Linked DNA regions of Homo sapiens: region 2 is linked to region 1. Evidence: read pairs that join two places in POLR2A ChIA-PET (ENCODE). Cell type or tissue: PC-9. All regions are shown on one strand.

Region 1 (2,500 bases):
AGCCAAGTTCTGTCCCAGAAGATTTCTATAAAAGGGTCAGCTGGATTGTTGGAGCTGTCATGTAGCAATTTGGAAAGCCCTCCCTGCTAGTAACTTTGTTGGAATTATTAGCGTCACAGGCGTAATTGGGGAGCAATTGTTTCAATCTGACCCACGTCAGAATGACAGAAAATCCCATGGTACAGGAAAGGCCTTCTTAGTCATTGTTTGGTTAAGGTATATTAAGTTGTGTCTGTAGAAGCAAGGAAAAGGCAACTAAATCTAAGATAATAGAAGGTAATGAACCTAAATAATAATAAAGATAATAATAAGATAATCAACCTAATATAATAGAAGAAAAATAAGGTTGTATCACATTTTCAAATGCTAATAACTTCATACCAGTACTAAAACCTTGCATTTATAATTAATTTTACAAAATGTTAAGATATCCTATGTTAGATTTATAAATAAATTAACTATAATATAACTGACACAGGAAGTTGTTAGCATTTTTTATTAGATAGCATGGGTTGATTTTTCTCCTTTCTTTTTAAGAACACACAAATAGAGGAGAGAATATCAGAGACTCATCAGTTTACAGAGAATGATTCCCACTGAGGAAGAAGAGCCTGAAACAAAGATTTATACCATATCCTAACTATATAGTAATTGATGAAAGTATCAATTTGACATAATTTGACATGTTTTCAATCCTTCCGCCACAGAATTCCAGCTGATGCCACAGCACCTTCTGGTTATTCATTGTGCAAGCATTTCTTACTTAAACAAGCTTGGTTTCTCAGTGTTGCCATTGTTCCTCCCTTCCCGTGTCTGCCCAAAATTTAGAGACAAGTTTCACCTGAACATCTTCCAGCTAGCTCGTTTCACTTTAGAACCCAGTACACGCATGCGCATGTGCGCATGTGCATACACACACCCCAGATATTCATGCCACATCCCAAATATATTGAGTGAGATCCTTTAGAGATGGAAACTCAGTCTTCTGTTTATTTTAAATATTCCTCAAGTGACAATGATATATAATCAGAGTTGAGAAATCATTGATTTATATTTTTTCAAAGTAAAAAATTGAGGTGCAGAGAGAGAAGCAGACTTGAAGAAGATTCAGATGTAGGTAGTGGGGAGCTAAGCTTAAAACCGAGGCCTCTTTTGATCCAGAATTAAATTCTGTGTGTTCTATGGTATACCATCTTTGTAGAAATTACAGATATCATCCTGAAAAATTATTTTATTGGTCAAATAATGAAGTCAAATAGATTCATTACTAAGTGAATTAGAACTTTGAATATCCTAATGTGCATTACTACTGTTCAACTCTAGGGTGTGGAATACAGTATATCATTTCCTATACTTGTTTGACCATAGATCCATTTTGTTTTCTCCCAGAGAGTTTGTCATGGATCAATATTCTGTGGAACAGATGGTAAAAAGTACCATAGACCATTAATAACATTAGCAACAATTGATATGTGTACAGCTTTTACAGTTTATACAGAATGTTCATATTAAATTATTTTGGTTCATCATTTAAAACACTACATTAAAATGTCCAGTTTTGCTCGCTTATTTCTAAAGCAAAGATGATGATCTTGTGCCAAGTTTGTGCCTTTAAGTGTCAATGCATGTCTTAGAAGAATACATTAGTGGAGCAATCACGCCACGATTGCATAATAACAAAAAGTATCTGTGACAGATTAAATTATCAAACTCAATCAAAGCAAATACAGTCACTGTTCAAAACCATTGCTTATTATTAAAAAGAAAAATCTATAAAAATTGTAACTTTTGTTGAAAAAAAACTACTCAGAAATATGTGTGTGTACACAAAACTAGGCAATTCATGCACCAGGTATGTATTGAGTGCCTACCATTGAAAAGACACTCTGTCAGGTATTATGGGAAATACAGAACTGGAAATAGGCCACACAATGCCTGCAACATGAAAGATTCTCAATAAATGTTGAACAACTGTCTACAGGAAAAAAGTACTTCTCAATGAGCATTCTCTTTAGAAGGATGAAAACCAAAAGTTGATATAATACAAGGAAAAAGTATATAAATGTTGAGTAGAGCCGAATAGTGCCATGGGAGAAGAGAAAAAGAATAATAGCAAGAGCTATAATAGATAATATTTATGGGATGGTTGCCATAGTTCTAAGACTGTGCTCTTCAATATCTTATCCATTATCCACATGTGGCTATTGAACACTTAAAATGTAGTCATTCTAAATTGAGTTTTACTGTAAACAGAAAATGCCCATCAGGTTTCAAATACCTAATATGAAAAAATAATGTAAACTATTTTATTAGTAATTTTTGTATCGATTAAATGTTACATTGATAATATATTAGTAAATATTATTAAAATTATTTCAACCTGGTTTTCATATCTTTTAAGTTGAGCTACAAAAAAATTAAAATTACATATATGGCTCACACGTGTGGTTAGCATTACAATTTTTTTTGGAGAGCACTATGTATCTAAGAGCTTTAGCAA
Region 2 (2,500 bases), 130 kb before region 1:
AGAATACTAAGCAAAGGCAGAAGGCAGTCTGCCTTTACCAGAAGCTTCCTTACACAAAGTTTGGTGACTAAGATTAGTCAATAAAACTTTTGGAGATGTGGGTCCCCACAAATTAATTTTCTTGAGTTATAAAAAATGAAATCAGTGGTTGCTAAGCCATATGTGACTTGGTAGATGAAGACTTTCAAGTTGAGCTGAATTTGGGACAAGATACTCAGTTTCGGAGATTCACTAGAAGTTCTCTGTTTACCTTCCATTCTTAAGGTCAGAAAAAAAATCAATGTAAATGTCAAAGAGAAAGTTCTTATATAAACGGGCTCCATAATTAATCATTTCATATTTGATTTTTCTTTTGTTACAATGATTCTATTTTAGTGTCCATATATAATCAATTAACTCAAATATATAAGTTTGATTGAATCAAGGCGATAGTCGAATAGTCACTGATTAGCTTCATTTATATACAGGGATCATCTTAAGGATTTGACTCACAGTTGATGGCCCAGTATATTTGGTATTTAAGTTGTCTGACGTTGTTAGCTTTCGAACAATTCAGAGTCTTCAGTTTCTCCTTAAACAAGCGAATAGCTTCTTTTTATAGTTGTTTTTTTTCATAAAGTATAACAAAAATAAAGAATGTCTCAAGACAACATGGCCCGAATGTCTCAAAGACTATAAACTGATATTTTGAGGGGAATTAAGAACATGTACTCTCAGTGTTTCACTCTCCAATCCTGCAATGGCTTCAGAGAGAAAATATAGTAGCTTATTTCATATAACTAAAAGTGTAACACTATATGACATATAAACTGGGGTTTTGGAAGAAGAGAGTTCATAAAACTCTTTTGGGTGGTTATGAAAAATGCAATCCTATTACTGGGTATATACCCACAGGAATATAAACTGTTCTATGATAAAGACACATGCACATGTATGTTCACTGCAGCAACTACTCACATTAGCAAAGACATGGAATCAACCCAAATGCCCATCAATAATGGACTGGATAAAGAAAATGTGGTACATATACACTGTGGAATAGTATTCACCCATAAAAAAATCATGCCCTTTGCAGGAACATGGTTGGACCTGGAGGACATTATCCTTAGCAAACTAACACAGGAACAGGAAACCAGATACCACATGCTTTCACTTATAAGTGGGAGCTAAATGATGAAAACACATGGACAAATAGAGGGGAACAACACACACTGGGGCTTATTGGGGACAGGGAGGGTGGGAGGAGGGAGAGGATTAGGAAAAATAACTAATGGGTACTAAATTTAATACTGGGTGATGAAATAATCTGTACAACAAACCCCCATAACACAAATTTACCTATGTAACAAACCTGCAAATGTACCCTTGAACTTAAAAGTTAAAAAGAAAAAAGAAAACTGCAGCTCCCTGGCCCCAGAGATTCTGATTCAGCAGTAGGTACTTTAAAAAACTTTCCCAAGAGGTTCTGAGTTTGGCCAACACTATTGCAAACAATTAATACAAATATGGTTGGTGTTCTTACATATGTGCCTGTTATGAGCCATAGGTTTATTTGGCCTCCAGCATTGAGATTTAAATATTCCAAATACTGATTGGTGGATGCCTTGTCCTTTGTCTCAGGGCATGGCTCTCCTCTTCCACTTTGCTGGGTCCAGTGAAAGAACAAGCTGGCTCTGGAGCTCATGTCGCAATTTTATTTTGCTTTGTACTTGAAACCGTAGAAGACCTTTCTATCCTTTTTAACTTTAGAAAATTGTTCATTTTCACCTTGCTTTTCCTCAGGGAGCCAGTATCTGGGGAGGTGGAATCACAGCTCAGGGCAAGGAAGCACTGGCTGTCTCCCCTTTAAGGAGGGGCTGACCCATCCAGGAAAAGGGCTTTCCCACAAGTTGACCAGAAAAGTTCACAAAACCAAAACCTCTTTTTAAAGGACGAATATCTTCTGGCTCCACAAATACGGATAGTCTAAAAGATGTAACTTGTCACTAAACATGCAACAGAGAAAGGAAAACTAATAAGCAACCCAAAGAGGTTTCCTCCCGGCCTTCCCAGGACAGATGTTGTTTCTGACTAAATGATAATGAACAGTCAGCAAGCAACTCACCTATAAAATGCTGAAACCATTATCCAAGGAAGTACAAATTTCCGTGCTAAAGAAATGTGACTGTTTGCATTTCTTTATCTACAATCTCTAAGAAAACTTCCTTGGGAGCCAAATCTCTTAGTTAGCTTATACCAAACAGAAAGGTTTTACTTGTGGCAGTTAGAGAGAAAAGAGGGTTGGGGCAGCAGACAAGTAAACCAGAAACTGGATTTGCCCCAGTAGGAAAAGCCATTTGTTTTGAGAAGCAGAGATCCACAGGATATTTGCAGATATAAAATTGAAAATTTGGATTGACCTTTCTTCACATTTTCTAGAAAATCATTAGCTTAATCTCTGATATATGCAATGCTTTTTCTAATCCTTTGAGACATAGAAGAGAAAGAGCAATGCAAAACT

What was found. ChIA-PET counts read pairs that join two places held together with the same protein. Peaks named below come from ENCODE experiments on the same cell type or tissue, not always from the same donor. Only the 100,000 strongest peaks of a DNase experiment are listed, where the experiment ranks them.
Region 2: POLR2A ChIA-PET joins it to region 1 with 15 read pairs; 2 of 35 experiments call an interaction of 5 or more read pairs at or near these places.

Annotation. Positions count from the first base shown.
Region 1 is chr5:58,311,586-58,314,085 of GRCh38, forward strand. No RefSeq gene overlaps it. Among named protein-coding and RNA genes, the nearest start is that of PLK2, 150 kb to the right of the region's middle. In PC-9, no CTCF peak of the experiment used is centred here; no DNase peak of the experiment used is centred here.
Region 2 is chr5:58,179,940-58,182,439 of GRCh38, forward strand. No RefSeq gene overlaps it. Among named protein-coding and RNA genes, the nearest start is that of LINC02101, 59 kb to the left of the region's middle. In PC-9, no CTCF peak of the experiment used is centred here; no DNase peak of the experiment used is centred here; H3K27ac peaks cover 373 bases.